Linked DNA regions of Homo sapiens: regions 1 and 2 are each linked to region 3. Evidence: chromatin contacts called from ENCODE Hi-C or POLR2A ChIA-PET data. All regions are on one chromosome and are shown on one strand. Each heading gives the region's core, a stretch centred on a gene start or an enhancer-like site at or near the end of the contact. The rest is flanking DNA. Distances are from core to core; before and after follow the strand shown.

What was found. A loop is a pair of places that touch in the nucleus more often than their neighbours do. ChIA-PET counts read pairs that join two places held with the same protein, here RNA polymerase II (POLR2A). Pooled maps may share reads with other maps.
Region 1: a map of heart right ventricle shows a loop between it and region 3 (2.6-fold over the local background). The contact joins the enhancer-like site here to the promoter of PHACTR2 in region 3. A Hi-C loop is called at or near these places in 13 of 168 maps with a recorded cell type or tissue (GM23248, Right ventricle myocardium inferior, adrenal gland and 9 more) and 11 of 50 pooled maps. POLR2A ChIA-PET finds 5 or more read pairs at or near these places in 5 of 52 experiments (AG04450, H1, MCF 10A and 2 more).
Region 2: a map of heart left ventricle shows a loop between it and region 3 (2.2-fold over the local background). The contact joins the promoter of PHACTR2-AS1 here to the promoter of PHACTR2 in region 3. A Hi-C loop is called at or near these places in 20 of 168 maps with a recorded cell type or tissue (Caco-2, Calu3, GM23248 and 13 more), 1 of 37 single-sample maps with no recorded cell type and 22 of 50 pooled maps. POLR2A ChIA-PET finds 5 or more read pairs at or near these places in 6 of 52 experiments (AG04450, H1, MCF 10A and 3 more).

The regions. Positions count from the first base shown.
Region 1 is chr6:143,594,751-143,598,825 of GRCh38, reverse strand. It overlaps a transcript of PHACTR2 not described here. Among named protein-coding and RNA genes, the nearest start is that of PHACTR2-AS1, 27 kb to the right of the region's middle. Within about 2 kb of position 1,884, at least 3 of the 41 ENCODE cell types and tissues checked have a DNase peak (open chromatin) inside an H3K27ac peak, as active enhancers do; they include heart right ventricle, where a contact is called at or near this core.
Region 2 is chr6:143,567,300-143,571,296 of GRCh38, reverse strand. PHACTR2-AS1 (PHACTR2 antisense RNA 1) reads left to right here and starts at 1,958. Exons shown (of 3, transcript NR_027113.2): 1 at 1,958-2,437. It also overlaps a transcript of PHACTR2 not described here.
Region 3 is chr6:143,676,064-143,680,103 of GRCh38, reverse strand. PHACTR2 (phosphatase and actin regulator 2) reads right to left here and starts at 2,139. Exons shown (of 13, transcript NM_001100164.2): 1 at 1,895-2,139. The coding sequence starts at 1,940. RefSeq lists a silencer at 1,898-2,197 and an enhancer at 1,947-2,795.

The sequences.
Region 1 (4,075 bases), core at 635-3,134, 81 kb after region 3:
TTGAGACATGAGGTCTAGTGATTCCTCTAAGGGGGTCATAGAAAGTTCCTGGGAGCCATAAAAAAAGGAGATAAAACATCTGCATCTGATACGAAGGACAAAGCCAGGAAAGGCACTGGATAACAGTCAAGGTTAACCAGGTTCTAACATATCCACAGGGACATAGGCCAGGAAGGGGAAGCCATGTGGTTGTTCTTAGAGAAGTGCTTTGCCATCAGATGACTGCGATCCCTCCCTGGCCCACACTTCTGCTTTTACTTTCCTTTCCTATTATCTTTTCATCAGTATTAGTTTCCTGTTGCTACTGTAACAAATTACCACCAATTTAGTGGCTTAAAACAGCCAAAATTTACTCTGATGGTTCTGGGTCAGAAATCCAAAATTAGTCTTATCTTGTAGGGCTCAAATCAAGGTGTTCTGAAGGGCTGCATTCCTCTGGAGGCTCTGGCTTGGTCTCTTCCACCTCCTAGGCTCAGTTGCATTCTTTGGTTACAGCCTCATTGCTCCAAAATTTGTCTTCATTGTCACATTGCCTTCTCCTCTTTTAACCTTCTTGTCCCTCTTATAAGGAATCCTGTGATTACACTGAGCCCAGCCAAATAATGTAGGATCATTTCGCCCAGGATCATTAAGTCAACATCCTTAACGTCTTCACATCTGCAAAGTCCCTTTTGCCATGTAAAGTAACATATTCACAGGTTTAAGGGGTTAAGATATGGTTCTTTTTTGGGGGCGCGGGGGGCATTCTTCGACCTACTATATCATCACTGTCTTAACAAACTACATGCATCAAGTCACCTTAACTAAAGTTGCCTCTCCCCAGGAACAGGCTCAGAAACAGCCAAAGCCCCCACCGCTACTTCCGTAGGTGCACCTGAAGTCTTGCGTGCTGAGTAACAGGTAGAAAATATGGCAGGTGGTAGGAGGAGCATCAGGAAGGGCACCAGCAATGGGCTTTGAGCAGGTAATGAAAGAGAATTTCTCAGGATAAAATGGTAGCGAAATTATAAAAAAGAATGTCAATATAATGGACCTGGAGGATTTCCAATAATCTAGCTCTATATGGCATTCCAAAGCCTGGGTCCAGCATGTTCAGTGGCTTAAAGGAAGAAGTGTTTAGGTCAATGCTGAATAAAGACTTTAAAAACCTCTATGCTAGAACACAAATGGAACCATGTATTGTTTGAAGGGGGAATCAGATCTCCTTAATCCTTTTATCACTGGCTCCCATCAGGAAAAACAGACAGCAGAAGAGGAATCCAAGAGTCCAGGACAAATTACAACTGAACTCTGCAAAGATGACATATGTAATACACCTTATTCCAAACATGTTTGCTCACATTTGGCATGTGGGTTGTAGAGAGTAGGGATTTCACTTTATTTTTAGGATGGTCTGTGGGTAGAGGATGATATTCACCTTGAATAAAAGAAATCACATTTAATGAAAATGCATGAGGTCTTTACTACTCACCTGGAAGCCAGTATTATGTTTCCGTACAACTGCTCAAGGCAAAAAAGCAAAACCACTGAGATACCCTAGACCACCTCAATATTCCTTCAAGGGAGGGACAGCAAGCAGCTCACGAATGGTATGTCTTTCATTTCTTGGAGGCTAGGTTGAGCAACTATCTTCCTGGAAGTCATTCCTGTCCCTCCCTACAATGGGTTTTCCCAAGAGAATGTGTTCTTCCACAGTGTGGAGCGTGAGAACACAGAGGGGAAAATACATGCCAAGTGTAGAAAGATCCAGAGTATAGAGCAGAAGAATGTGACCTTGATGTGCATACTGGGAGCAGAAACGCAGGAGGGAAGGAGGCAGGAGGGCTGTGCTGGCAGCAATAGGGCTGTTGCAAGACACAGGCAGAAGGCAGATGGGGCTGCTGGCCAGCAAGTAAGTTCACAGGACTTTCAGCAAGGGCTGCAGAGCCCTAGCAACAGCCCCAGAGTTGGACGCCATGATTCTTTTTATTTTTATTTTTATTTTTTTTGAGATGAGGTCTCACTCTGTCACTCAAGCTGGAATGCTGTGGCACGATCACAGTTCACTGCAACCTCAAACTCCTGGGCTTAAGCGATCCTCCTGCCTTAGCCTCCCAAGTAGCTGGGACTACTGTCACATACCACCACAGCCAGCTAACTTTTTTATTTTTAGTAAAATGGGGTCTCACTATGTTGCCCAGGCTGATCTCAAACTACTAGGCTCATGTGATCCTCCCACCTTGGCATCCCATAATGCTGGGATTACAGGCATGAGCCACAGTGCCCGGCCTGATGGCTGTGATTCTTACACAGAGTTTTGGTGTTTTCAAAAACATTCACTTGTCGAAAACCTATTATATTATCCACTCAAAAACACTGGCTGTTAAGCATTTATTACTGATATTCTGCTAACAATCTGGGGATACAAATATAAGTAAGAGTGTCTCTCTCTTAATGCAGTTCAGGTAAATGTGAGCCTCAATAACAAGATCACCACCAAGAAATAAACCTTCTGAGAAAGGACGACCCGCTTAGTTAGCCGCTCCCAACTTGGAAAACAGAACATACGCTAAAAAGACACCAAATGAAGACCTAGAGGAATAAAGGGACTCACAGATCTGGCTTGCTGGGGACAACAAAAGTATTTTTCATGGCCAGTTTTGCAGGCCTGAGGATCAAGATTCAATTAACATGTGGATAGTGCTATAAAATATCTGTAATTCATTTGAGATAGTTAAATTACTTAATAAGCATAATGATTAGTAAATTATCTAAATTTATAGAATCTCCGCCAACTGAATCATTCTCAAGTGTTCTTTTATTCTTTAAAGTACTATTTTAAGAGTCTCCAGTAGATAGTGCTTATACGAGAAATAGTTTGAACCATAGAAAAACTAAAAAGGAACAAACTTTTCCCTAAGTGACGCTACCTATAACCCACCCAACTCAGTAGACAGGAAGGGAGAAGGAAAAGGTTAAAGGATTAATGTTTAAATAGCACCATCAGCATGTAATGATTCACCAGTGTGTTTATCTTTGGAAAGCTAAATTAAGTAGAACATTCTGGTAACATTCTTTATTTTTATTCTAACAGCACTTTTTTCTCTCTTTAAAAACAACAACAAAACCACCTCTAGTCCTCTTCACGAAAGAGGGCTGGGTACTGGAACTAATGTAGGACTCTGTTCCCTTGAAATTTGGATACAATTTTAAATTTGTCATCTAAAATGTGGCTATTGAAATAAAATACATGGCATGGAACTTCAAGTGAGCATCAGTTTCTCAAGACACACCTTATAGCTTGCTCTGTGAAAGTCTGAATTAAAAATATGTTAGCTCATCAGTCATTTGAGTCTGGAAACATTTAAATAATTAAGCTCCAAATGCAGTCAGCACCATAGAATTCTCATGACCCAGGCCTTGCCTGCTGTGCTTCAACAGGATTGAAAAACTCCCCCGGAGCCAAGTAAATGTGGCCCAAATCCCTGCATTTTGGTCGAATGCTGGAAATAAAGTTACCTTTACTGTTAAAAAGCTAGAAAATCAGAAACCTGTCATGTACACTTCTCCCTTTACCTAATTAGCCTTTAGTGTGTCATTTGACATACTTAACTTAGTTCATATATATTTTAGTGCCCATCCTCTAATTGAACTTTTTAATAAGCAACATCATTCCTCGTCCATCTATATTTTGCATCAAATGCGTCACACCTTATGAAGGTGTCTAAATTTGTTCTTACTATGAGAATCTAAAATTGTCTTGCTTCTAAAACCTGGTTTGAAGATCTAACAGAAAAAGACTGATTTTAGGAAGCTGTATGTTATTCATAAAATCATTATGTAACAGTCTTCATTTCAGAGCTTCCTTCAGCTGATGTGTTTATACAAAGGAGCTCTGCTAAAACAAGCTGATTAGAATAAGAGGGCGCCTATGATGTCAAACATCCCCACAGACCTGACTCACCCCACCTGACAGCAACGGCAGCCAGCAATTCTGACCTGGTTAATGAGAGCAAAACAGGGCCAAGCACTTGGTAGCAGCTCCAGCCCAGTCTCTGTAGCTCAGGCTGTTGGTTCCAGATCCATGGACGGCAAA
Region 2 (3,997 bases), core at 709-3,208, 110 kb after region 3:
TCCAATTGATAAATGCAGAAGGATGATAACTAGAAAGTCACCATCTGACAAACACCGCAATGATAATTGTTACTAACAATGATAATTGTTAGTGGGATAATTGGCTAAATTTGAATGACAGCTGCAGATTAGTTAGAAGTACTGTACTGTACTGCTCTTTACCTACATTCCCTTCTTGATTTCCATCGTTGTACTACAGTTTTGTAAGATATTACCATTTGGGGAGTCCAGGTGAAGAGTATACGAGAACTCCATGTACCAGTTTTGCAGCAGCTAAAAGTTAAATGATCTTAAATTAGAAAGTTTTTTAAATTTCATGAAAAATAGGAATATAATTTGCGTCTTCGAGTCTCAGGGGCATTTGATAAACATCGATCACCACTTGCAGAGCCATCCCTTAGGTTAGGGAATCAGGGCAATTGTCTTCAGCCTGAATTTTGGAAGAAGAGGAGGAGTCCGGGGAGGGATTTGCAATAAAGCGGCATCTCCACCGTCAAAAGTGTGCTCAATAAGATAGAGGCCCCCTACCAGAACGAGTCGATGAACCTGCTACTTCTCCACTTGCACATGCACCTCACGCTGGCCATGGCTGCTGTGCAAAGGACTGATCTTCATAAAAAGGTGTGGGGATTAGGGAAGGAGAGCAAGCGGGGAGAGGGAGAGCCCCAGGAGAGTGGGGAGGGGCCTGCCACACCTGGGGTGAGTTGCCAGTCACCTCATCAGGACCAGCTCTGGGAGCTGAACTGAAAAGGCACAAAACTGCCAATCGATAGAAAGCTATTGATAGAACATTTTCATGGCTGTATTTGAAATGCAGTCGATGTCACCCCCCAAAAACAATAATATTTACTTCCATGTCACTGGCAAGTGTGTTACTCCTCATCTCACATTTTAATCTCCAGCACAGTGAGAGAAGCCGAAGTACAAACCCTGCATAAGATGACTGTGAGTACAAAGACATTTGTGATTAGGGCCAGCGGGTGGCTGAATGGAAAAACAAATGGGGCTTCACCTGTGACTCAGACCAACAGCAACCTCGTTTTTTAATATCAGCAAAGCAAATCATTATTTCTAAAAATGTCATGCACACATTTTAAATTCTTAAATGTTATGATGCCACGAATGCTGATCTTTGGTTAAATCTGATTTGAGCCTAACACACTTAAGGGAAACAGAATCTCTTAAGAGCAGAGAATAAGGAGAAAAACAATGAAATTGACCTCAAAGGATTGGACTGGGACTTTTATTATTTAGGTTCCTAGATTTAAACATTTTTTATAGTAATGTTTACTCATTCAAAAACATCTACTGAATCGAATTCTGTGAACTGGTTGTCAAAAATGAAAATCTCCTGGTCTGGTGGAGATTTCTTTAAGACATTCCACCATATAACTTATCACACGCAGCACTTCCCAAATCTTCAGTCATTTGAATAGCATTTCTCAGACTTTTGCCATATCTGCACATCAATTATACTTTTATCTGCTGGATATTTCTCCTTAAGTCACTTCATTTTCTCCAATGTTATTGTAAAAGAAGCATTTATGCAACCACTAAGAATGGGAAAGACACATCACTTGCCATAAGTGGAAAAGAATTATACATGTAAATATTTAAAAAACAGGTATGTCTATCTATATTCCACATAAAAATATCCTACATACCACCAGTGGTATGTAGGCCACAGTTTGGAAAATATGGCAATATAATCTAAATAATATAAATACATCAAAATTTTCAGGATGTACTCCCCACATACAAGAAAGGTTTAAAATCAGAGAACAGACTGAGGCCATTTTAGAGATGGAATGTGTAGTCAGAATAAACACAATTGTGCCACTGTCACAAATAATCCCCAGATATCATTGGCTTGACATCACAAAAATGGATTTCTCAATTACATAAAGTCCATTGTGGGCCACATGATTCTCCAAGGAGACTGTTGCCATGGTGACTCAGAGTTGAGGCCAATGGCGGCTCCACCATCCTGTGGCTATGATTCCTGAACTTGTGGTCTCCTCAGTTGATGAGGTGAAGAAAGAAAGCCTGGAGAATTATGCACGAGCTTCTCACTGTCTCAGCCCACAAGTAACACACCTCTTTCCCTCACAGCCCACACTGGCTGGAACCAATCACATAGCCCTGCCTAACTGCAAGGGAGGCCAGAAAGTGCAACACTTTCTCATGGTCACGGGTGAGCACGAAACATCTCTCCAAATATGGGTTGGGAAGATTAAGAGACTAGTCCAGAAGAAAACAGTCTCCAGGGAGAAATATATCTGGGAATAGGAATCGAGAAAGCAACCAAGAGAGCAGAACTGAGTGGATGAGAGGAACTGTCAGACCACATCTGCAGCTCTGATTAGTCAAATCCGAAATGTGCCTGTTGATCTACTATTCCGTGGAAATACTGGAATCACCAGCTCAATAATAAGAGGAAAGTAAATAATACCATACTTGCGTGGATAATTCCCCTCTGCTCATACCTTCATTCAGGTCAACATAGATCTATCATACTCCTACAGTGTATAAGGGACGTGCTAAGCTTGAAGTACATTCATTCTAAAAATCAAAATACAAAGGCATGGGAAGACTAAGAAAATTTCATAAACCTTCATTAAATTATCAGAAATACCTGGGATTCTCAGCTCCATTTATAAAGAAACCAGAGTTACAGTTCTTCCATTACTGATTGCTTTCTGGATTGAATATTTGAACTCTGCTTTAGTGATTCCTCTTGCTTATATGTGGGAGGAAGACCCCCTACCCTGAGCCAGCAGCTGGAGCACAGCCTGAACACACAGGTTCTCCCTCCTTAAGTGTTGGGCTCTAGATTCAAGGTTTGAGTACCATAGCCTTGATCAGCAGAGAGAACTAACTACCTAGTTTCTACAGCTTTGCTTACTGCCTCTAAAGATAGACATTAACACCTTATTTTTGAATATTAATTTAGAGTTTACAAGGGCCCTATAACCTTAATTCATCTCATCTCTGTAACAGTCCTGTGAAGTAAGAATTATGGTACCCATTTCATGGAGGAGAAAACTCAGGGAACTCAGGGGACAATCCTTTGGTGGTATCTCTAGTTGGTGGCAAAACCAGGTCTGGGATTCTGTTCCCTTAACTCTTGAGTGTCACTACTCAGTGGTTTTGTTTTCCAAGGAAGAAGGCCTGGATATTATGGATTTTTTTAAAAAAATCAAGGTAAAGGAAAATATGTAACAACAGAAAATAAGTGTTTATAATATCATGGTGAATTTAGAAAGGGTAAAATTGCGTATGTGATTATAATTATGTGAAAAGATGCATAGCGACTATACCAAAATTCTCTCCAGGGCATGACAGAGTCGTGGGAATCGCTGGAACGTTTCTAGAGGTAAAGTTTGACGCTCAATGCTTCAATTGCTTCTGTTTTTAAAACCCCTTCTCTTCTCTCCCAAATCTCAGAGCATACTTTAAACCTCGATACATCTAAGGATTACACAGACAGGTCAAAAGTTTCACAGAGCAAACAACACAGAGGGAAGTTCATTCCTCAACTCAGTACCCCAGTGTAGGGAAGGTTCTAGCTGATGCAGACTGGCATTTCAAAATCAAAGATAGGGGGCGGTGGCTCACGCCTGTAATCCCAGCACTTTGAGAGGCAGAGGTAGGTGGATCACCTGAGGTCAGGAGATCGAGACCAGCCTGACCAATATGGTGAAACCCTGTCTCTATTAAAAATACAAAAATTCACCAGGCGCGGCGGCGTGTGCCTGTAGTTCCAGCTACGCAGGAGGCTCAGACAGAAGAATCACTTGAATCCAGGAGGTGGAGGTTGCAGTGAGCTGAGATCATGCCACTGCACTCCAGCCTGGATGACAGAGCAAGACTCTGTCTCAAAATAAGTAAATAAGTAAATAAATAAATAAATAAAAGTCAATAAATAATAAAAATCAAAGACCAAAGCCTGTATGGAGAAAACTATAGGAGAAAGTGTCTCTTCTCTCTAAATGAG
Region 3 (4,040 bases), core at 890-3,389:
TAGCTCTAACGGATTTAGAGACACTGGATACCACGAGAAAACTGTTCTTTTACAATACCACAACTTAAGTCATAACCACTGTCATTCCTTAACTGAAAAATAAAAAACCCTGTATTTATGATGTATGGATTGGTCATTTCAATTCATACAAACTTTTAATCCGCAAAACTGAGGACCTGCAATTTAAGTATAACACCGTTCCGTGAGATATTTCTCTGAATTATCTTTCATGATCAAGCATAAATTTTTGTTTAAAACACTTTTTACTTAAGTAGATTACAGTTTCTCATTATAATCAGTCATTTTATTTGGAATTATAGCAATCCGGGTTTTTTTGCTGTACTAAGACGTAGGGAGTCTCACTTTAGGATTTTATTTGCTTCTTAGACATCATTTATATAATATTCCTTGATTTTTATTAAGGCAAAATTTGCTTTTCTAATATTCACTCGAGTAATATTTTGTGATAAAATCACTAAATTCAGGACAATACTTTCTGTATACTCTTGTATTGGAGTACAGATTTAATTCTATCTTCGCCGGTGCACAAATGTAAAAATATAACCCTTCCTTGAAATGAAAAGAAGTCTCACACCACTTTAAGGTAAGACAAAGGAAACCAAGTCTTATTTGCACAAAATAGTTTACTAAATTTAAAATCCTACTCAACCCCTCCCCGCAAATATCTCTCAAAAAGCTGTCAACATGAGGTCTTTGATTTCAGAGCTGTAGCCATGTCATTAATGGTAAAGAAGGTATATTCTGATTCTGATGTCTCTTCTTTGCAGAAGGGTCTTCTGTGGTATTAACAGAAACCTCAGCAAAGCTTGTGGTATCTCAGGGAGTGAAGCTGTGCTACCTAAAGAAACCCACTGGGTATAAAGTGGGGTGGGGGGTTGGAATGACAGAATGCTATCTAGCTAGACATCCTGAGGCAGATTAAAAAACCTTCCTCTGTACCCTGTCATTTCCTTTCAGCAAGATCCTGTTGATGTTTGCACAATTTAAAAAGTGTATCAAATATCTCAATGAGTAACATAAACGGTCCCTTCGAGTATTATTTATTTTTAATCGTTGATGGAAAAATATCAAAATAGTACCTTTTAAATTTATTTCCTTATCCAATCACAAGTAACACCACCAAACAGTTTTTTTTTTTTTTATCCCTACACTGTCGGGGAAATGCCAGACGTACCTTCCTTCCCTCTTTTTGTTTAAGAAAATGGAAAAAAGAAACTTTTAAAACAGAGCATTAGAACTCAGACACGTTACACACGTCTCCATAAAACTAACTTTAGTCCTGGAGAACTAAGTTCATGAGATATGTTTCCCTAAATGTTATAGCTGCTGTATCTACTATAAACAAAACAAGTCTCATTTGAAACAATTACGCATTTCGGGGCTAGTTATTAAGTATTCAGCGTCTGCCAGGATAAGGCGATCAGCGCTTCTACTCCGAATAACAAACCATAAATCAGTTGACAAGCTTGAAAGCATTCAGTCCTAGTCTGTTCGGAAGCCAAGCGTAAATACAGAAAAACCTGTTGGCATGTTTCTCTTGCTCTCTAAGTTTCGCGTTTTTAAAAACACTGTAATACGCAAATGGCGTTTCCCGTAAGTTTCTGGCTCCGAAATAATTTGGATAAAAAACCACAGCGAGGCATCGCGCACAGAAAAATGGAGCCTGTGCCTTTAAGGTAAAATCGGCTGGATCCCAAAAGGCATTCCTCTTTCACGACAAAGAGTTTGGCGAGCGCTACCTCTGGGGTTTCTCCGAGGGACTTGGCGGGTCCGAGCGGAACCCGACCAGACGACTAACCCTGCCTGCCCCGGGGCCCCGCCGCCAGCCCTGCGCCCGCGCGGCGGGAGCGCATCGCGTGCGCCCCGGACTCACCGCTGCCGGGCTGCGGGGACAGCGTGGACACCGAGGTCTGGCCCATGACTGGGGTCGCAGGGCCAGGTCCAGCGATCAAGCGGCTCCTTTGGTCCTTCGATCATGGGTCCGCTCCCAGCCAGACTTCCAGGCGTTCATGTCCCGGCCTGTGCCGAGCGGCCCGCCGGGTCCCCTCACCTTCTACCCCGCGCGGGTCTCCCAGCCCGGCCGGCCGCAGCCGGCGCGGCGGATCCTGCCCAGCGGATGCCTGTCATTCCTCTATGCAGATTAGCTGGGGTCAGGGGTCACGGGGGAAGAAGGGGGGTGAGGGCGATAGGGAGGGGAGGAGGGGGAAGCGGGGGGAGGGCGCAGGAGCAGGGGGTGGGGGAAGCCCCCAGCCGGCCCCGCCGCACCCGCACCCCCTCAGGGTGGTAGGGAGTTCAGGCTTTCAGACTACTCCTCTTTGACTTAAAAGGTTCAAAGTCAAATGATCCTTACGGGCTACAAGAAAAGGAATTAAAGTATTTAGTCACGGTACTTAATTTAACAAAATTTGTTTCTTAAAAGTTATTTCCTTCCTTACATTCTATTTGCAGTATTGTGGCACTCTCATGTCTTGTGCCCATTTTTTTCTCGTTTTAAAAATTATCTTCCTTTTAACAAATATAATTTTTTAAAAACGGCACTAATGGCCTCAATCAGGCTTGACAACAAATCTAAATGGTAGGTCTACGTGTGAGATCAACAAAATATACTTTTTGCTGTCTCCCACCTAAAACTCTGGAGTGCTGACCTCTCCTTTATTTCAAAAGAATTACTGTGAAATAAAGTGATTAAAATACACAAAAGGGGAAAAAAACTATAACAAACTTGAAAGGTGAATTAAACCCTTCTATAATATCCTGTTAAATCTCAATCTTCTTAAAAATATGAATACAAATAAATATTCTTCATATTTACAGTTAATGATTAATTAGTATAAGTAATCTTCATGCTATATATATATAATGTGTGTATATATATATACAGTATATGGAACATCTGTATATGGTGCATTAGATTGGATGGTGGTTACTGGATGTGTTCATTTTATGAAAATTCATTGAGATGTCTGTAATGATGTGTGCACTTTGCTGAAGGCATATATTTCATTAAAATGTAAAAAATATCAGAAAGTGCAATATATTTAGGTCATTTACCACAGCTTTCATTTTTTAATTTATCCTAGACAATCAACTCTGAACTAACATGAAAATCATTTTTTTCTAAAATTTTTATTATTAAGATCGTGCAGAGCCTTGTTTGATTTTTTTGAAAGGCACTTACTTGTCTGTTTTGTCATGGTTAATTAAGTTGCCCTATGTTTTTTCACACCCAAATAGCCCACCCACCACTGTGAGGAAGATCTTTTCCCTAAAAAAGTGTGATCCATTGTCTTCTTCCCTTTGCCTAATTCACTCTTAAGAAACACTGATTTTTTTTTTTTTAATGAAATTGAGGATTTAACCAAAATGTGAGTTCTAATTAGGACAATAAAATTAATCCTAACTACATTTCCTTATAAATACAAAAATGTGTTTTGGAAACACATCCCACCTGGGGCGCTAAGCGATGAGAGTAAGCAATTATAATGGCTGGCTCCTCCAGCTCTTTGCTTTGAGTTGCCGTAAGAAAAAAACAAACAAACAAAAGTGGTTAAAGGTAAGTTAAGAGGGAGAATGTTTCACTCTTCCTTTTGACAGTCTTTCTGATAAAGGGAGGTCACTGATCAGAGGAAATATACAGTACCTTTTGCACATTCAAAATATGTAACTGTAATAATTTTTAAATACTGATAAAAGTTAAACTTTAAGGTTGCTATCATTTCTTCTTTTCCTTGAGAAACAATAGCATATTTCTATTACTTCTATAAATTCTTATTTCAAAGATCAAGGAGGTGCACTATAGTTCCAGTTTTTCAGGAATTGCTTAATACAGCTATATTTACCTTATTCAAGACCTTTCATGATTTGCTAGTTAATATAATCTTCAGCCTCATCTGGGATTCCTATAATACCCTAACCAGGTTATGCAATTTTCTCTGAAACTCTTCCAGTTCCATTACATTATCCTTGAAGCATGTCAACCAAAACTGCAGGAAGTGTGCACTAAGTTTTCTTTCTAAGAG